Linked DNA regions of Homo sapiens: region 1 is linked to region 2. The links are chromatin loops, found by intact Hi-C in ENCODE. Cell type or tissue: adrenal gland. All regions are shown on one strand. Each heading gives the region's core, and the rest is flanking DNA. Links, peaks and the distances in the headings are about the cores only.

Region 1 (5,379 bases), core at 159-5,158, 110 kb before region 2:
ACCCACCACAGTGGCTGTCTCCCCTGTCAAAGTGAGTGAGGGGATGAGAGCATTTTCTGAACCAGCTCATCTTCCTGAATAGCTTCTTGCATGCCCCTGGGCTTTTCTGTTGGCATTTAATTGCTGGCTGTGGAATCTTGCCTGTTTTCCAATATAGACCTTTGGCTTTAGATCCTGTTCTTGTTCTTACCCACTCTCACTAAACTGAACTCCAGGAACCACATCTCTTTTGTTTGCTGCTGTATCCCAGGACTGAGCAAAGGCCTGATGCTTACTAACACCTCAAGAAATATTTATTGAATGAAGAAATGAATATTGACCTGGAAAGTTCAAACTCTTGGTTTTCCTTGCTTCTTCCTGAAGTCAGGGGCCAGATTAAGAATTTGTTTAATAGTCTTAAGCAATAGAAAAATTATTATGTCCCTCATACTTTCATCCCTCCGTATGTATTTTAAAAACAGCGTAAATGCAAAACAAGTATAAAGAAACCTAGCAAAATATAAAGAAAATGCAGCAAAATTCTGATTTTTACCTTGGTTACCACTTTCATAAATATAAAGTAACTTAAAATATTTGTTGTTGTTGTTGTTCTTGTTTTGCCAGTTCCCTGAGCACATGCTGTTGAGTAATCCTGCCTGGACCAGTACTTCCCTCACCCTAGACTTCACCTTCAGTTCCCCTTTATACCACCTGCTGAAGCTGCCAGCCAGCCTTTTCGACCACCCTCCCTCCCCCAGGGGTGTTTGGCTTCTCAGACCCCAGCCTGAGCTAGTGCCCTTGGCTTCCTAGGGTCTTGCCAGGAAAGCAAAGGAGAACATGCATACCGCCAAAGAGTACCTAATAATAAGAACTCCCATCCTGAATTGTGATTTATAGTCAGCATAGCACATGTGTCAGGTGATTATACTTAGGCTGATTTTAGCCTTAATAATCTGCTTCTGTGATCCTGTATGTGGGAAGCCTAGAAATTTCTCTGTGATCCTCCTTCCTGGATCACTAAGAGACAAGTCAAGACATAGGTCCATTCTACCACCTGTGTTAATCTGGGCCTTGTTGAGACCATTTAAAGAAAGGCGTGATGCTAGAAGTAAGGTCCAGGCCTCCTGCACACTGTTTCAAGGCTGTGACCATAGTCAGATCCTGTTGCTTGAGTCCAAAGAGTTTAAAATAGTGTTGGAAACCTCCTAGGGAAAAAACAAAAAACAAAACACCACATCTTCCTGGGTAAGGAAGTGACATGTGCTGACTAGAGCAGGAGGGGTAGCCAAGGCTCCAAGTTCTATTCTGGACCTGTTGTTGATTTGAGGTGTGACATTCAGCAATCTGAGCTGATGTTCTGTAGCTCTGATTGGTTTCTCATCTTCTGCAGAGAGAGTGAAAGAGGCTGTGCTTGCAGGGGAAAAGGTGAACACTGGTCTCCTGTCCTTTAGGAGAGCTTCACCATTACACGTCCTGCCTCTCATTTGAATTTCCAGGCTTTTTTAGAGTCTCGCTCTATTGCCCAGATTGGAGTGCAGTGGTGTGATCTCGGCTCACTGCAACCTCTGCCTCTGGGTTTAAGCGATTCTCTCACCTCAGCCTCCCAAGTAGCTGGAATTATAGGTGCGTGCCACCATGCCTGGCTAATTTTTGTGTTTTTAGTAGAGACAGGGTTTCACCATGTTGGCCAGGCTAGTCTCGAACTCCTGACCTCAAGTGATCCACCCACCTCGGCCTCCCAACCAGGCTTTTTTAAATGCAGAAACCGCCCGCCCCCAGAGTTAATATGGAAACCCAGCAATGTTGTTTATGTTTTACTTGAATTCGTTTCATCAGAATTGCATTCCTTTTAACAGTGTGATTAGATCAGCTCTTAGAGGGGATGGCAGCTTCAGTAGGGTTTAGGAAAGGAAAGGAATATTTGTGTGGGGCACACACTTTGGCTTTGATAGCTTGAGGATACCAGGTACATGATAATTTAGATGGATAACAGAAACTTGTGTCCCTTGAGAGCCAGGCATGTATTAGATGCTTTCATACATTATTTAATTGTAATACAAACCAATAAAGTATTCCCATTTTTTGCACATGGGCAAGCTGAAAGTCAAAGAAGTTATGTAACTTGCCCAAGGTCACACAGCTAATAAAAAGGCTGAGCTAGGATTTATTTCTCCTCAAGTCTGTACAACGCCAGAGCCCATGCTGTTTTCACAGAGCTTTTCTGTCCCTGGTGAGATTTAGGAAAGGAGGGTAGGAGAAAGAAGGGTGATGAGATGCCATTTTTACCCACCTTGCGATTTTGCTTGTTGGGACGTGTTTAGCCAGAACATTCTGTTTATAGAATACTAGATTCTATATATAGAGATGCTGCAGCAACATATGTGGGAAAGATACCAATTGGCTGTAGGTGAGGATTTCAAAAAGCCTTTGTTCTTCATCACAGCATAGGCCACACGTGTCAAAACACCACTGGTAATTGGTTTACTGCTTAAGTGGCTCTGTCCTATCATCTACATAAAATCTGTTGATGTGGCTCACAAAGTCAGGTGTGATGGGGCCAGAGGTGAGGGTGTGGTGTATCCTCACTGCATGTACTGGAGCTGGTGGCACCTGTTGTGTGACTACTGCAGTGAATGATTACTGAGTAAATAAGAGGTGTCTCAGCCAGGCGTGGTGGCTCACGCCCGGAATCCCAGCACTTTGGGAGGCCGAGGTGGGCGGATCACCTGAGGTTGGGAGTTTGAGACCAGCCTGACCAACATGGAGAAACCCCGTCTCTACTAAAAATACAAAATTAGCTGGGCGTGGTGGCTCATGCCTGTGATCCCAGCCACTTGGGAGGCTGTGGCAGGAGAATCGCCTGAATCCGCGAGGCGGTGGTTGCCGTGAGCCGAGATCGTGTCATTGCACTCTAGCCTGGGCAACAAGAGTGGAACTCTGTCTCAGAAAAACAAAACAAAACATTAGGTGTCTCCTTTTTTCTTCTCCAAGGGAGACCAGATAGCAGTGGGTGCTGGCACACATCCAGGGATCCTGGCCCCTGGGCTAGCAGAAGAGATGGCTTGAAGGTGTCAGGTGATGGAATAAAAAGAGCTGGTCTGTCAAGTGGTATAATTTCAGGGGACCAAGAATGTGTCCTGCCCCTCAAAAACTTGCCCTAGCTGTTTGCTATTGCTTGGGATCCCACAATTGAAATTTCTTTTTCTTGATTTAAATCTTTGAGACCCTATTAAAAATGAAGAGACTCCAGGAAGAGTTTTGATTGTGAAACATTTTGGTCATGTTAACTGGAAGTATGAATGAGTTTATAAGATTGATTTCTGAGAACCAGACTGAGGAAGGGATAGGGAGGAGAAGGCACTGTGCCCCTAGTTGCAGGGACAAGAAGGAGACACCAATGAGTTTGAGATAAAGGCCTTGAAGAGAGATGCTGGGTCTCTAAAGAAATACTTGGTTTCCTTCACAGTTTTGTCTGAGAAAAGACAAGCAGCTGACAGTGCTGGTTATGGAGGCCCATGACCCCAAAAGAGGTTGTGCTGAGTAGATAGCCCACCAGCATGTTCGGATGGAGGCACAATGTTGTCTGGAGAGCAGCTGACAGCTATAATGTAACCAGGAGTGCTGGACCTTTGGGTCTGTGGTTTACTGTGATGTACTGAGACAAAGACTGTCACAGATCTTAGAAGGGGGAGGCACAGCTTCCAAGAAATGATGCAAAATGGTGGCGCAAAAGAGGCCACCAGTGGCAACAAGGGCAGGGCATTTCCTTTGTGGCTGGTGGTCACGGACAACTTCTGGTCTCAATTTCCCAATGAGCTATGCTAAGAAATTTACCAGAAAGCAAAATAAGCCATGCAAAAAGCGATGACAAAGCACTTGGGGTATCCATGCAAAGGTGCAGTTCCCCCTTGTCCACTAATTTTGTGGAGCCAAAAGAGCTGATCCAGAAGCTGCAAAGATAGTCCCTGTGATTAAGACATACAACTTTTTTTTTTTTAAATGCGAGACTCTGTCTTACTCTGCCACCCAGGCTGGAGTGCAGTAGAGCAATCTTGGCTCACTGCAACTTCCACCTCCTGGGTTCAAGTGATTTTCCTGCCTTAGCGTCCCAAGTAGCTGGGATTACAGGCGCGCACCACCACGCCCAGCTAATTTTTGTATTTTTAGTGGAGATGGGGTTTCACCATGTTGGCCAGGCTGGTCTTGAACTCCTGACCTCAGGTGATACACCCGCCTCGGCCTCCCAAAGAAGGCATACAGCTTTTTTGGCCTGAGTTCTTCCAAAGAGAGACCCTTCCTAGTTGACTTGGCATCATCTTTCATTCACCAGTGTTCTCTAACTGCCTTTATGATTAGAATTCTCACAGCGTTTTCTCCCCCAAGGGCATATTTTACAGAGGCAACTCAAATCTCAGTGCCTTTCTGAACTCCTTACAATTGGGTTTATAGATGCCTCCACCCTGAGGTTCAATTTCACTGTCCATATTCCTATTCTAAGTCTGGAGCACTTTATTTTTGATCCAGACTTTTAGCTTCACTGAGGCCTCTTGGGTTCTAGCTAATTTTTTTGGACACATTTCCCTAGTGGGCAGCCTAGGAATGGCCTGTCCTCCCTATCCCCCAAAGTTTGGCAAGGTCTGTACCCCCTACCTTAATGGAATCAGCACTACTTGAGATTTCTGAACATCCTACACCGTTTCCTCTCCCCTCAACCCCTGCAGCCTCATACACGAGGTCTAGTGGAAAGCAGGATCTGCTGATCACTAGGATATTAGAGCCAGTGTCTCCAGTAGGGAAGAACTCCTGGGCATGTGTTCTATGCCCTGAATGACAGCTCTCTGCCTATCAGTTTCTGCTTTCCCTCCATCTCACCTTTATTTTGGCTTTTACCTAGAAGTACAAACTTTGTCTTGTTCCTCTGCCTGGACTTCCTAACCCTGTCCAGGACTAAAGCCCTGCTGTCAGTCCCTCACCAGGGACTTTCCACACTTTCCCTGGCCAGGTCACTTATCTGATACTAGAGCCTTTTCTTGCATCTAGGCTTTAGTAGGTAGAGTTCTGTCCATGCACAGATCTCCCTGTGTTGACCACCTTGAACTTCGCCTAGTGCTCTTTGCGCTAATTAGATGCCATGCTAGTCTGTCCTGCTGCCTTCTGGAACAAGGCTCTTAGCTTTGTTGAGCTCTTGCCCTGGATTTCATGTTAGCTGTCCAGCTGCCTGCACCTCAAAAAGAGCTTTTAATATGCATTATAAAACTCCAAAAGGGAAATAGAATATATAACATTTTTCAAACGTATTTAACTAGAGATCCATTTTTTTTTTCTGAAGGAATATTTATTAAAATCTTACAGAATATGTGTTTGGTGGAATACAGTTTTGGAAAGAGTGAATCTTTATCC
Region 2 (5,379 bases), core at 277-5,276:
GGCCAAGGTGGGTGAATTACTTGAGGTCAGGAGTTCGAGACCAGCCTGGCCAATATGGTGAAACCTCATCTCTACAAAAATAGGAAAATTTGCCAGGCATTGTGGTGTGTGCCTGTAATCCCAGCTGCTTGGGAGGCTTAGGCAGGGGAATCGCTTGAACCCGGGAGGCGGAGGTTGCAGTGAGCCAAGATCACACCACTGCACTCCAGCCTGGGTGACAGAGCAAGATTCCGTCTCAAAACAAAACAAAACAAACTAGGCTGAAAACTGACACCAATCAAACTCTTCTGGGGTTGTCACCTAAGTGTTAGCAGGGAGAAGGAACCTGTCACTGGAGGTCACACTGTTCGACTTCTCTACATCATACCCAGTGTCTTAGTTCTTCTTACACTCTGCCTCCTGTCCGCAGTACTGAACCCCTGCTCTGGGGTTGGGGAGCACAAGGGAGACAGGGAGGAGAGTGAGAGAGGCTCACCCCTGTCGGAGTCGGAGCGCTCCGAGGAGACGGTGGAGCCGATGCTGTCCATCCGGATCCTCTCAATGCCCAGCTTCTCCAGCTGCCTCTTCAGGTGTCGCTGCTCTCGCTGAAGCTGGTCGATTTGGTGAACGGCTTTTCTGTCACAATCTTCAAGTTTCTGCAAGTCAAAGGGGTAGTTGTTGGGCCCCACAGGGAGATCTCTAAATGGGCAATGGCCCCCGCATCTTCCCTTCTAGCAGTGGAATGCGCCACACTTCCTCAGACGCCTTTCGGTGCCACTCATCAAGCTTCTCCCTGAGACAGGAAGTCGACTGGCCAGTGACTCCTGGCTTCGTCTGACTCTTCAGCATCGCCAGTGCTGGGGGTACTTGTCCTGTCACAGGGATTCTGGGGGTGAGCTCTCACATACTGGCACCCTGGTAGCCCTCAGTTTTAGTATCAGAAAGACTGCAGGCAGCAGTCCCCAACCTGATCTCCCTTGTTTGCAGCAATCCCCTGAACACCTGATCTCCGGACTAGAAAACTGCACTTGATGGGAGCTTAAGAAACACGCTTCCATTTAAAACTATGTTTATTCAAGTACATGTCCCAATTACATAAGCACTTTTTTGTGTCATGCCAAATCTCAATTAACTTCTGTTTGTTAGCAGGAAATAATAGTCCCTTTTGATGTCCTGATTCTAATTTGTCCAACAGAAGAGTTTAGAAAACACATTTCCATAGAATACTCATTTTTATAAATCTGCCCCCAGCTTCTCATATTCTTCAGATAATTAAGAAGATTGTTTAATTGTAGCTGTTTTGCTTTAAATAGAGGTTTTCTCCCAGAATTGTCATGAATGCAGGCTTCTAACCATAATTAAAGTAACATTTGTCCAACTATAATATGATTATACAAACATGCTAAACAGGGATTTTGGCTGTGGCTCTCAAGACTTTGAATCCAATTCCCCTTACCCTTTGCTATTCAGGTAGCAAAGAGAGTGTCAACTCTGTGCCCGATACCCTAGGAGGTGCTGGGGCTGTGAGGTGAGCACAAAGACCCAGTCCCCTCCCTCGTGGGGTGTATAGTCTAAGGATTGAGACAACACAATGGTCACACAAACCACTGTCAAATGTCAGTTATGACAGGGCTAAGAGATACCCAGTGATGGGACCACCTGTCACAGGAAGGAGGTCACTGAGTTGGGAAAGTCAGCGAAGGATTATCAGAGCTAGAGAGACTTGCACTGTGATCTGAAGAATAAGTAGAAGTCCTCTAGGTGAAGAAGAGAGAGGAAAGTGTACCAAGCAGAGGGAAGAGCATTGACAAAGGCCCTAAAGTAAGACAATATGACAGTGCCAGGGACTGGAAGAAGGGCTGGAGAAAGGGGAATTGGGGAACAAGATGGTGCTGCAGAGGCAAGTGAGGACCAGGCAAGGCAGAATCTGGGGCAGACCAGGTGACAGAGCTTGTCCTGAGCCACAGAAGAATTTTAAACAAGGTCACGTGTTGATTTGCACCTTGGAAGGACTGTTCTCAGGAAGCATGGAAAGCAGACGGGAGGGACCCAGAGGGATATAGGGAGACCTCTGAGGATTTTATTGCAGTAGACAGTGGGGATGAAGATGGAAGTAGACCGGTTGCAAAATATTTAGGCCTTGGAGATGGCCTAGATATATGGTTAAGGAGCAGGAGCTATCACGGACTCCTGAATTTCTGGCTTGTACAACTGGATGGAGAGTTGGATGGACCATTTAACCTCTGGTGCATGGGAGTGAGAAACACTCAGTTGGGTTTTGAATATGTTGCATTTGAGGTACCTGTGATTCATCCAATAGCTAGACTGGAGGAGTTCAGGGGAGAGGACTGTCCTGGAGATGTAACAACAGACAAACCCTCACTGAACAGGTAAAGATAAAGCAGCATCCCAACAATACACTTACCTTTATGTGCAATTTGGCTTTTGTTAATAAACTCAACGTAGTGTGTCGACTTGATTCGGGTCCAAGTGGCACCAGCCCCTTCAACTTCTCCAGGCACAAGCGAAGATGAGCCCGTCTATGAAAACAAGACCACAGTAGCATTTGAGAGTTTCACAGTGGGCCAGAAGCACCCCAGGCAGAATGAGTTCTCAAAGAGTGTGAAGTTGCCCAGGCCTTGCGATGGCAAATGCTACCAATGACCTTTTGCTGAATAAACATATTTTGAACCAGACAACTCTGGTGAAAACCAATGAGAAGCAAAATCCAAGGTTTTCGAAGCTAAGTCTATTGATAATACAAGTGCTGGGGTAGGGAATAATATCTGCTATTATATAGTCATTCACATGTGTAAATACTATATACAGTAATGGTCCCTGACTCATGATGGTTCAACTTACAATTTTTTAAATTTATAATGAGTTTATTGAAGTATTAAATGCATATTAGACTTGGGATGTTTTTTATTTATGATGGGCTTCTTGAGACATAACCCCATCATAAGTCAAGGAGCATATATATCTGTGGAGTTATTTGTTGAAGCTTTATTTGTAATAGCAAAGATTGAAACAACCCAAATGACCACCCAGGAGGGAACTGGTTAAATAAATTATGCTACATCCACACCGTGTAGTACTATGTAGCTATCAAAAAGAATGAGAATGTGCTTTATGTCCTATTAGGAAAGATTTTCCAGATATATTGTTAAGTGGAGAAAAGCAAGATTCCAAACTGTGAGTATACCATGCTATCTTAAAGATGGAGGAAAACAAGAATCTATATTCATGTTTTCTTGTATGTAGACAAACTCTGGAATGACACATAAGAAACTGGCTGGGCAGGGAGAAGGCAAGGAACAGTCAGACAGAGATAAGGAAGGAAGTGATGGGGGTTTTTACTGAGTCATTTTTTATACTTTTTGTTCTTGGAGTATGTCAGACTGATGCAATGGCACGGAGTGGGAGAGGGAGAAGGGCTGGATGAAGCAGCAGCCACGGCAACTGACTGAAGAGAGAGCACGAGAGTTGCTCCAACTGAGAAATTTACATTTCCTTGAAATGGTTTGTGCTTTATTCTAGAACCTGGAAAATTCTATGAATGTAAGAAGCAGCTGAGATTTGGGGGTTTTGCTTAAGCTTACCACCTCCTTAAAGCCTTCCCAAGCCATCCTAGCTCACAGTGATTCCTCTATTTTCTAAGCACCACTTAACTGTTTATATTATTCACTGGGAAGTTCACTGTACTGCCTGACTTGTTTCATATTTCTTACTTAACCATTCATTGCAGTCTCCTTAGAAAGTCAGGATTGCAGCTTAATCATTGCTGTGCTGTCACCGTGCCTCAAACACACACATGCTTAATAAGTGTTTGCTGAATGGATTATGTCATCTATTCAACTAGACTTTAAGCTTCTAGAGGACAGAGTCCATCTCTACTGCATCTTTGCACCTTCAGCAGTGCTCAGAGTCTTCAGGTTTTAGATAACATTCATTGCCCACACACAACCTACTTGGAGCAGAGTTCCCTGGGGTCTAGGAGGCTCCCCTCCAGCTGAATTGGGAAACAATGCAATGCCTTATAGGTTTGCCCTTTTTCCTCTTAAGAATTGTACTGTAATAGCAAAAGTTGAAAATATAGACCAAAGAAAGGAAATGGCTTCAGAAAGCTATAGGACAGGTGAATATGCATGATATTAATGTAAGAAGTCAATTCACACTCTCCAGGGAGACTTCAGGATGTTCCCCTAAGGCAGGGCTAGTAAGCAAGGCATTAGACTTCCTTCCTTCTGAGCCTCCTGCCTCTTCTAGGTCATGAGGAAGTTGTCCTAAACTCTCCAAGGGTGCTCTAAGGCTTGGCAAGCTTGGGGAGTACAGCATTCATTTCTGAGCTAGGAAGAGGTAATAGCACAAGGGCTTTACTATTTTGTAAGTCTTTCACTTCTTCTGAAAAACCTGTCCATGTGGCAGAGTCAGAGCAAAGACTCATGTTACAGGTGTGCTCCTCCCACTACTGCATGTGGTGGGGACCAGGGAAGGGAAGAAAACTTGTATGTAAAATATACTTGTTCATCTTGGATAATATTCTTCAAAAAGAGCCATGAAAATAGATCATGTTATTAGAAACACTATGAGAAAGTATAATTTATACATTTATAAATTTGTCTATTTCTTGCCATAAAACTTATAGACTAATTTTCTTTTTTTGTTTTTTTTTTTTTTTTTTTTTTTTGAGACAGAGTTCTTGCTCTTGTCGCCCAGGCTGGAGTACAGTGCCGTGATCTCAGCTCATGGCAACCTCTGCCTCCCAGGCTCAACAGATTCTCCTTCTTCAGCCTCCTGAGTATCTGGGATTACAGGCGCCCGCCACCACGTCCGGCTAATTTTTGTATTTTTAGCAGAGATGGGGTTTCACCATGTTGGCCAGGCTGGTCTCGAACTCCTGACCTCAAGCAATCTGCCTGCCTCAGCCTCCCAAAGTGCTGGGATTACAGGTATGAGCTAATTTTCCAATTAGAAGAAAAAGTTCAAAAATTAAAATTATATTTAGATATTTTTCAGCCAGCTTGTTATTTGCAAAGACTGCATGATTCAGAACAGTGTCATTTTAGTACTTTTATGATGTTGGTTTATATGCAGATATGAGTGTGTGAATTTTTTTAGGAAGTTTGTCCACTGATAAAAATATAATAAAGTCATCTTTTGATGCATTGTCATTTCTAGCCTTATAGGAGTCTTGCCCAGAAAGTGCAATTTTCACTACCCAAATGTGGGTTTCCAAAGAACACTCCTAGTCGTGAAACTAGAAATAAGCCATTTGACTAATTCCAGCTGAGACTAATACTTGTTCATTCAGTGTTTTCTGGCCTAGTTCTACAAAAATAGGACCAGAATTCTTTCTGGATTTTTGCAGAGACCCAAAGCCAACTCTGTCTTTGGCAG

What was found. Peaks named below come from ENCODE experiments on the same cell type or tissue, not always from the same donor. Only the 100,000 strongest peaks of a DNase experiment are listed, where the experiment ranks them.
Region 1: it touches region 2 in a loop (2.0-fold over the local background); 6 of 110 quality-filtered maps call a loop at or near these places.

Annotation. Positions count from the first base shown.
Region 1 is chr2:70,042,021-70,047,399 of GRCh38, reverse strand. All of the region lies in intron 6 of PCBP1-AS1 (PCBP1 antisense RNA 1), which reads left to right. It also overlaps a transcript of ASPRV1 not described here. Among named protein-coding and RNA genes, the nearest start is that of PCBP1-AS1, 42 kb to the left of the region's middle. In adrenal gland, for the core only: no CTCF peak of the experiment used is centred there; no DNase peak of the experiment used is centred there; H3K27ac peaks cover 2,437 bases.
Region 2 is chr2:69,932,491-69,937,869 of GRCh38, reverse strand. MXD1 (MAX dimerization protein 1) reads right to left here. Exons shown (of 6, transcript NM_002357.4): 4 at 2,405-2,519; 5 at 476-635. It also overlaps a transcript of ASPRV1 not described here. Among named protein-coding and RNA genes, the nearest start is that of MXD1, 20 kb to the right of the region's middle. RefSeq lists an enhancer at 26-561. In adrenal gland, for the core only: no CTCF peak of the experiment used is centred there; no DNase peak of the experiment used is centred there; H3K27ac peaks cover 1,219 bases.